Linked DNA regions of Homo sapiens: region 2 is linked to region 1. Evidence: chromatin loops called from intact Hi-C (ENCODE). Cell type or tissue: endothelial cell of umbilical vein. All regions are shown on one strand. Region 1 overlaps DOCK9 (dedicator of cytokinesis 9). Region 2 overlaps DOCK9 (dedicator of cytokinesis 9).

What was found. Peaks named below come from ENCODE experiments on the same cell type or tissue, not always from the same donor. Only the 100,000 strongest peaks of a DNase experiment are listed, where the experiment ranks them.
Region 2: a loop joins it to region 1, with 8 times the contacts of the local background. A loop is called at or near these places in 1 of 110 quality-filtered maps.

What each region holds. Positions count from the first base shown.
Region 1 is chr13:98,907,645-98,912,644 of GRCh38, reverse strand. All of the region lies in intron 9 of DOCK9 (dedicator of cytokinesis 9), which reads left to right. Among named protein-coding and RNA genes, the nearest start is that of DOCK9, 68 kb to the left of the region's middle. In endothelial cell of umbilical vein, no CTCF peak of the experiment used is centred here; DNase peaks (open chromatin) are centred at 1,974 and 3,404; H3K27ac peaks cover 4,423 bases.
Region 2 is chr13:98,854,510-98,859,509 of GRCh38, reverse strand. It overlaps DOCK9 (dedicator of cytokinesis 9), which reads left to right. Exons shown (of 53, transcript NM_001366683.2): 34 at 3,479-3,612. Among named protein-coding and RNA genes, the nearest start is that of DOCK9-AS1, 25 kb to the right of the region's middle. In endothelial cell of umbilical vein, no CTCF peak of the experiment used is centred here; a DNase peak (open chromatin) is centred at 2,349; H3K27ac peaks cover 2,757 bases.

The DNA.
Region 1 (5,000 bases):
CTAGGGAGATTTTTTAAGATATACATATATTTAATATAAATGTATACATTTATGTATATATACTTTTTTATAAGTATAATTGTATATTTTGTCATTTAAAATATTTGGAACTATTTTTAAACTATGGGTTACAAGTTAGGTTAAGCCATTTTAGTTGGTGAAATCAGTTTGATTTCAACCCCTGCTTCTTTTTGTTTTGTTTCTATTTAGTTTTTTATTCTTTTTATTGAGGTATAATTTGCAATAGCAGAATGCTCAAACATGAATTGTAGAGCTCACTGGAGTTCGCATTTGTACACTGATATAAGCAGCCCTCAGGCTAGCTTGTACCTGAGACCCTCTTTATTTTGACCTCCATCACCGTAGATTAGTTTTGACTTTTCTAGACCTTCCTGTGAATGGACTTATACATGTACTCTTTGTGTCAGGCTTATTTAGCTAAACATGTGATTCACTTTAAGAAGTTTTTTTTAGGTCGGGCATAGTGGCTCATGCCTGTAATCCCAGCACTTTGGGAGGCTGAGGTGAGCGGATCTTTTGAGGTTAGGAGTTCAAGACCAGCCTTGCCAACATGGTATAAAACCCTGTCTCTACTAGAAATACAAAAATTAGCTAGGCGTGGTGGCAGGTGCCTGTAATCCCAGCTACTTGGGAGGCTGAGGCAGGAGAATCATTTGAACCTGGAAGGCAGAGATTGCAGTGAGCTGAGATCATGCCACTGCACTCTAGCCTGGGTGACAGAGCAAGACTGTGTCTCAAAAAAAAAAAAAGTGTTTTTTTAATGTAATAGAATTGAATGGAGAATATGAAAGTACACTGCCCTTAATAATGACATTATTTTTTATATAAAATACTGTCATTATTATTTTGGTGGCACCTGCCACCATGCCTAGCTAATTTTTGTATTTCTAGTAGAGACAGGGTTTTATACCATGTTGGCGAGGCTGGTCTTGAACTCCTAACCTCAAAAGATCCACCCACCTCAGCCTCCCAAAGTGCTGAGATTACAGGCATGAGCCACTACGCCCGACCTGAAAAAAAACTTTTTAAAGTGAATTACATAATTTTTTACATAAAATAATGTCATTATTAAGGGCAATGTACTATTTATACATATAGTGTGTATGTGTGTCTTGCATAGTGATATAAAAGATATTTGTTTTTCTTAGTGTGCTATTATGTATATTTATTTACTTTCATTGGTATATAATGTACCTATTTTGGGAGTTCATGTGATACTTTGATATCTGTATACAATGTGTGATGATCAAATCAGGATAATTGGGATAGCCATCACCTCAAACATTTATCTTTGTGTTGGGAATTTGAAACATTTCTTACCAGGAGTCATGGTCAAAACCTGAAAAATGAATCCTTGTTAGAGGCTTTTACTCTTTCCCCCTGGCTTTCAGGTGTTTTACAAATACTTTTATTTAGGAAGGTAGAAAGGTGGAAAGTAATTTTTTGAAGGGGAAAAGAATGAAGAAAATGGAGATGAGTTATTCACTCAGCACATGGGTATCTGTGGGCTTTGCCTTTTAAAGCCCAGCTTGGTGTCAGTGTGAGCAGCCCAGGCAGTAAGGGGAGACCTGTGTTCCCCATCCCCAGCCTTGAGCAAAAATGCAGTTTTGGCTGTTTATCATCCCCCTTCAGGGTGTCTGAACTATTTGCACCGGTTGAGAAGGCAAAGAAGTTGACCTGATAACTGTTGGTCATCCCATTAGGAAGGATGGATTCCATGGTTACAGAATCAGAGACTGAAGTATGCAGAGGGAGGGGTGGGGAGAGAGAACTGTGCAAGGAGTTTACCCAGGGTATGAAGAGGTAAAGAGGTCAGTATCAGGGAAGGAAGGTGCAAGAAAGGGTCAGGCTGGGAGGCTGGGCCACAGTTCAGTAAGATTACAAAGAAGGGCCTAGAACAATGAGGGCAGGCAGAAGGTGGCTGAAGGTGTAATTTCATGGCAGGTTCCTTTTCTAATCAGCTCCTCTAACCTCCTTCATCCTGTTGCCCCGGCTTTTGTTTTCCACTGTGACTAAGACATAGCCAAACAGGATATGACCGACAGGAAGTTGTTTCAGTGCAAAAATAACTGATGTCTCATTCTGGAATATTATGGAAGGGCTCATTACTTACAGTGTGAGTGATGTAAACCCAGGTTTTCAGAATATTTTGTATAATCTTGGAGCTTATGTTTGTACATTTAGTACTGAACATCTGTATTGTTTTCTTATTAGAGAACACACTGTATTTACCCTAAAACTGGTTCTTTTCCTCCTATTGTCTATTATGGAACCAAACAATTTTTATTGTAAATGTAACAGTGTGTAGCATCAGTCTTATAAATATTTTAGTTTGATACACAAACCGTAGTTCAAGTTAGTTAATTGATTTCTTCCCTAGAAAGTCAAGGAGTAACATAATCAGGTTATAAACTTCATTACTAGTTATTTAATAATTTATTTCTCTGGTTACATTTATATCTTAGGTGACATCAGAACATATATGTCACCTCCTTAAAGATAGTGTGAAGAAAACCCACCTTATGTTTTCTTCCACAGCTTTTCTGTTTGTGAGCTTTTATTTTTGTACTCAAAGAATAGCATCCAACTTTTACTTTGGTTTCCCCATGTGGTTCTGAAAGAGAAGTAGAATTTCTTCTAAATCCGGAATTGCTCACATCCTTTTACCTTTTAACTTTGTTTTAAGCAAATGAACTTATTGTTCCAGGTAAATCTTCCACAGTTGCATGCAGGGGAAAGTATGATGTCTCAGACTTTATAGTCTCATGGAGATGGAGTGAGGATCAAGGGCCATGCTCAGCAGAACTTGTCAGGACCCAGCAGTTTCACGGACACCTTTTCTTAATTTTTAAACCAAGTCTATAATAAGTGCTTTCTTCCCTAGATTCCAATCCAGAAAACAATATCATTGCACTATTATACAAAGGAGCTGGCTAGGCTTGTGTCTGTGGGGTCAGCTGGTGTTGCATTTCTGGGCCTCCTTTGTGAAGAGGATGAACTGATGGTCCTGAGAAGTTAGGTGTCTTGGAAGTAGTGGAAATAAATCATGATAACTCTTTAAATTAAAGATTATATATTTTGGCCTCAAAACATTTTGCAAAGTCCTCCTATTCCAACCCAATCTGTTTAAATGACCCAACATTCAACACATTGTTTCTGATAATTCATCCTCAGAATAAGATGCTGTTGGCCATAATCTTTGTCTCTAGATTGTTTTATCTACTCGCAAATAAATTTAAGACACAGAGTATGCCTAAAGCCTACAGCAGACTTTCTGGAAACTCTTGAATGTTTGGTCCATAACTACTTCTTAAGACAAAGAAGAAAACCTTGTCAGGGTGTGTCATTAGTGCTTGAATGTAGGGTTTACAGGATGGGGTGGGGTGGGGGAATCGCCCTTGGTTTAGATGAATCATTCTTTTCCTTGTCTTCTCAGCAAACACCAGTTTCTACAGAGAACAGCTCTGCCATTGTGCATTTTCTGTCTCCATTTTCCTCTCATTCTCCTCTCCACGAAACCCAGAGTAGTCAGTGGGCTTTGGGCAGGAAAGTGGCAACAGGGTGTCTGGGGAAAAGCCAGTTGGCTCTTCTTACCATCACAATATAGACTGACCACAGGTTATTTTAAGAGCAGAGCTGGTTTCCATCACTCTGAGAAGTGCTCAACTACAGACTTTGGGATGATATTTGTTATAGCTGTATTTTCTCCACTCTTAGATTGTGAAAGTACATATTACAAGTATTTATTTTATTATCTTTACTAAAATTTTAATTAAAAAGAAGCGTGCTTGCCGCAATAAGTAAAAATACCCAAAGTTGTTTAAAGAAAAGTTCACCTTTTCCCTTCATCCTCCATTCCCACATTCCTGAGAACACTGAAGTTAATAACCGGTTGCAATTCCCCTTTCACCAAACTGATTGCTCATAGAAATATAGATAAACATATGTAAGGTTTTTAAGTTTTTTTAATAAAAATATGTTCATGATATATACATTATTCTGAAATTTTCTGTATCACTTAAAAATATTTCATAGATGTCCCTCTGGGCCAGTGGAAGATCTGGTTCCCCCTTACATACATATCAGCAAGCTGCATGATATTTCAACTATTGCTACTGCACAGTTTATTCAGCCATCTCCCTATTAATGAACATTTAAGGTTTTTTTTTCAGTTTTTAGCCTCTACAAACAGTACACAATAAACAACATGACATTAAATACTTGTGCTCTTATTTCAGTAGGAGAAATTCCCCAATGTGGAATTTTTAAGTCAAAGTTTATTGTGTTTTTAATGCTTTAAACATTGCCAGGTTACCGTCCCAAAAGGCTATAACAATTCACATTTCTGTTTCTCTGCATCTTCACCAGACGAGTGTAAAATGGTATTTTACTGTGCTTTCATTTATATTTTGCTGGTTATTAGTGATATTTTTCATATTTTCATATATTTATTTGCCATTTGTGTTTTTTCTTCCTGACTTGCTTGTTCACATTGTTTACCTTGTTTTCTTCTGTCTTGTGTAGTGTAATAGTTTAGACTCTGAAGCCAGGCAACCTGAGTTAGAAGCCAGGCCTCTATTTCATGATGTAGGTCTTTGGGCAAAGTACCTAACATTCATGCCTTAGTGTTTTCTCTTTTAATGAGCAGGGATAATAATAGTACCTGCCTCCTAAGGTTGTATAAAATTAAAATGGGCACTTAGGGTAATATCTAGCAGGTAGATATTGGCTATTATCAATAGTAGCTCTTATCGTTACTATTCTTCCAGATACTGTTTCCTGACTCTGGGGCAAAGTCCTGCTACCCCTGAACCACATTTTTCTACCTCTTAGATTTTACTTGGTAATTCCATCAGCCACTGTTGGGCATCCTCTGTGTTTAATGCATCATCTTAGACCTTAGGAGGGATGGGAGGAACTTTAAGAAGCCGAATTTGCTTTTTATTTATCTTGTAGCAGAGCAATAGATGTATATTAGG
Region 2 (5,000 bases), 53 kb after region 1:
CGGTGGTGGTGGTGGTAATACGCCATTTCATGTAGGGGATGAAACTGGGTAGAATTTAACATGAGAAACCCCACACCAATGCCCAAATTTATCCTGCAATAATAATACCAGTCCTTAACCTGGTTGATATTTATGTGTCTTTTTCACAGTTATGCTCTCCTTAGTTGACACTGTAAAGATTAAAAGAGTTAATTCATGCAAAATGCTTGCAACAGAGCCTGGCACACGGTAAATGCTCAGCAAATGTTGGCTGCTGTCACGAGTTTCCATTTGCCTTTCTTCTGGGCCTTCACTCTGTCTCTGCCCTGCTTTGCCCCATTCCCAGCCACTGCTCCAGAAGCAGGGAGGGGACCTTCCTTAGAGGGTTTTGTCTGCAGTGGTTCACAGCACTAGCTTTAAAGTCAGACAGATGCAGCCTTGGATCTGGAATCGACCATTTACTAGTTACCATGGCAGGATGTTGTCTATCTTCTTTGCCCTCCATACCCATGTCTTCAAAACGGTCGTTAGAGGGATTAAGAGCTGATACAAAGTGTATGGTGGTTGGCAGAGAGGAGTCAGATGAGTGGAAACATCACTTCACTGTAACCTTGATCATTTCCACAAAGTTTTAATACTTCTGTTTGACTCTTTTGACTCTTCTCCAATTCAGAATTCACCTTGTTAGGATTGGGGACTTCTTTAGAACTTGGAGATAGGCCACTGGGGATCTTTAGCATCATAGCCTCCAATTGCTCCGCACTGACATTGCAGCTGTGAAAAGTACTTGAAACTGACTTAATCCTTTTTCACTCTTGAATTTTAAGATCCAAATCCACTTTTCATAGGAATTCACCTCGACAGGCTTATTATACTCAGGTTATCTATATTGCCTCCTTTCTTGAAGATTTAAATCCCTGTTCTCTTTTAGGAGTACCTTCCAGGGAAGCCTCATCTTTGAACTGGGTTTACTAGTTTTTTTCTGGCAGCTTTAACAATTCTTTGTTCATCAGGGAGTTTCTAGCTAATTTTAGTCCTGGTGCTTCTCCTTCAAGAGCAAACTCTCCTTACATCTCTGTTAGAAGAATCCTGTTTCCACACATACTGAGAATGTGCCGTCACAGTTTTTTAAATGTCTTTGGATCATGGTGCCTGAGAGTTTTAAAAGTGATTCACTGCCTGGATAAAAACTACTCTGAGATTACATTCATTTTAAAAGGCAAGCGTCCTGAGGCTCAGGGTTTCTTTTTCCACCTACTCAGTGGTACCAAGGGAAGAGGGACGAATTTATCTTCTTTTCATTTTACTCAAGTGTCGTTTAAGGACTTTAAAAGCTATGCACTGGGCCAGGATATTAAATACAAACACATACACAAAGACATAAAAATAGGAACAAACTAAGCATATTGATTTTGATATATTGCATTTCCATCTGTTTGTCTTAAATTAGGACTCTAGTTCTGGAATCAAGCTTGAGACTCTGAGAACTTAGGGCCTAATTTTACTTTACTGAGGACCTCTTTCTCTTGAGTTCTGTGTTCTTTTTCATGACTTCTGTGTTCTTCAAATGCTGTTCTACATTAAATATGAAATATGATTATATTAGAAAAATTATAATTTGGTCATAGCATGTGTTTCTTATCTGAGTACAGAAAAAGGCCATAGTTTTTTCACAGGGTTTTTACCTGTCCCTTGCGACAATCATTCACATGGTTTCTCTCCTGGGGAGACGCAGCCACTGGCTGACAATAAGGCTTAATGAAACCATGTTCAAGCCTTTGCTTCTTTTTTCAAATTCTCCTGGCTCTTCTTTTCTTGATCTTTAATACACTGAATCAGTTTCAGGGATAGCAGTGAATAAATCTGAGTGTTCAACAGAGGGAAGGATTTATGACCTTGATGTCACAGGTCTTCCTTCTAAGGTTAAAGAGTTAAAGACTGACCAGGCACGGTGGCTCATGCCTGTAATCCCAGCACTTTGGGAGGCCGAGGTGGGCAGATCACCTGAGGTCAGGAGTTCGACACCAGCCTGGCCAACATGGTGAAAACCCGTCTCTACTAGAAATACAAAAAAATTAGCCAGGGTTGGTGGCAGTCGCCTGTAATCACAGCTACTTGGGAGGCTGAGGCAGAGGAGTCACTTTCAAATATACTTTTGGTGTAACCTAGAGGCTGGCTATATTTATTTTGTTGTTTATTTATTTTTTAACTTAGAAGTATCCCAGTCCATGGCAGCTCATTTGCCTACTGAGATCTGAAAACAACCAGCCTGTTGTGAAGTGCCAAGTAATGGCATCTTCAGCTTGCGTCTGGGAGAATGTGTGCTCACAGCTGCCAGACACAGAGTCCAAATCTCCTGATGCCATCTGCCAAACCAGCCAGGCCTTTCCGCTGGAGGCACGCCTTTTGGTTCAGCACGGAATGTACAAGTCCAAAGAGTCGTTTTAAATTATGTGATTTATTTAAATCTTATCTAAGCAGGAAGTCAATCTATTACCTTAAAAAATTCCATAGTACCAAGATAGGGAGTGATTTCTGCCTTCAAATACTGTTTTTTTCATGGACATCACAAATTTTATTTCCACATTAGATTTCCTTTCTGCTCATAGTTGTTTATAGCAGATTCCCAGATATTCCCCGTTCACAGCACCCTTAGTGTCACTTTATTTCGTGGCATCCCTAGGCTGAAAGACACACCCAGCAGTTCTCTTTATTAGGTACTTAGGACCAAATAACTTAATAAGTACTTACATCCTAACAATTTAGTAGGCACTTAAAAGAAATAATACACATAAATTTAAAGGAAACAATTAATTTTATTTTTAATAACCACAACTCACTACAAATGGGTGGTGTGTACCTGTTGGACACTGACAGCTTCTCAGCCTTTGGGTCAGATTGGCCAGCACCATTCGCATTTCCTGTCCCTCATTGATTACTTGCCTTTTATCATAGCAGGCCCCCAAATACCCAGCTTCACAAATATGTCTTCAAAAGGAGCATAGCACAACCTGCTGCTGAAACAGCAGCTTCTGGCTGAGGTCACATATCACTGTGTTCTCCTCGAAAATTTAAAATACCCCATGACACCCCTCAGAGTTGGGTAGGCTCCTCAGTGTTTATTACCAGTTTGAATGCTACAAGTTTGTTGTGTGGTTTAATTTTGTGATTTGATAGTTGTAGGTGGATTTATCTTTTAATTTTTTTAAGTCTTCATTCTATCACATTCTGAAACAGGTATGCATTTAGTCTTTAGCGATCAAAGGTGGTTTCTAACAAGTGAATTGATGTTTACATCTGAATGTTTCAGACTAGTTTCTTTTTATCTCATTGTATATGACCTGGTTCTTTAAAGGTGAAGTAATGGAATGCAACTCTTGAGCCAACTTCCTAACAGAAAAAATAAGTGCAATAAAAGCAATTTCCCTTAAAGTTCAGTACTCATCTTTATTTTGTTCTGTCTTAATAAAACTTTATTGTTGGCTTGATTTCCATTTAGCTTCTCCATATACAACCTCAACTCCAAACATCAACAGTGTGAGAAATGCTGATTCGAGAGGATCTCTCATAAGCACAGATTCGGGTAACAGCCTTCCAGAAAGGAATAGTGAGAAGAGCAATTCCCTGGATAAGGTAATTGCTTTTCACCCAACACAAATGTTTCTTATAATCAATGGATTTAGCCCAAAGTAAACGTACTTCATGTTCTAGTGCCTTTTAAGTGTGACCTTTTGTTTTTTTCTAAACCACCCGGCTGACCTGGAGTAGGTGATGAGAGCTTTAAGGTTGGGGCCCATTCCTTGAAGTGCTCTGATTCCTGTTTCCAGTACCTCAGATCCTGGGCAGGGTTTGCAGTGGAGCGTCTTGAGTGAATGGCTCTGGTGGGTTGAACGGGGAGGGACTCAAAATGCTGCCCATCTCAATTTCCTGTAGTCTTTTTATTTATTTATTTATTTTTTGAGACAGAGTCTCGCTCTGTCGCCCAGGCTGGAGTACAGCGGCACGATCTCAATTCACTGCAACCTCCGCCTCCTGGGTTCAAACGACTCCTCTGCCTCAGCCTCCCCAGCAGCTGGGACCACAGGCACAAGCCACCACGCCCGGCTAATTTTTGTATTTTTAGTAGAGATGGGGTTTCACCATATTGGCCAGGCTGGGCTCAAACTCCTGACCTCGTCATCCGCCCGCCTCGGCCTCCCAAAGTGCTGGGATTACAGGCGTGAGCCACTACACCTGGCCAATTCCCTGTAGTCTTTATACCAGAGACACCATCATCAACACAGCTCTCCACCCACAAGGGTGTTAGGTCTGAAGCCAGCTCCAGAGAATAATTGATCATATAGGTGATTCAGGGGTAAGAAATCACTTTATTCACACAGCACGCACCCACAACACAACACTTCCTCCTCATACTTAGCCTTTTTTCTTGAAACTACTAAGTGCTCAGACCATTTGGAACTTTGTAGGAAAGGATAAAGTGTGGGTTTAAACCTGGAGCCATGGTAGATTGGTATCACTTTGGGCACAGATTTTCTAAGTTACTTCAAGTTACAGGCAAGTGCCCATCCCAATAAACAGCTGAGCCATTTAGGGATTTATCCCTAGTTCTCCAAAAACACCCGGAAGACATCCTTCCTCAGCATCAGGTTTATAATCTTGTCACGCATCCCATGGCTGGCATTGACATGGTTACCATTAAATGCAGTTCTGTTGAGGTGCGAGCAGCTCAGTTTGGGTGTGTCATGACGTATTGAACTTTTCCCTTGACCCCAACATGCCTTCATGTATAGAGGGAGAAGCTGCTCCGAAGGCACTCTGCTTGTGTCATACGCAGTGCTGAAGAGGAGGAGGAGAGCTGCCAGTCAGCCAGGAAAAACCGGGTCACTGTGGATTTTTCCCTTCTAATGATTCCACCTTTGCCAGAGGAGACATTGAATGCAACACCTTCCCTCCCACTGCCGGAAGTACTAAGTTCTCCAGTGGCTCTGATCAAGTGGGCAGGCCAGAGGGTGCATCCATAC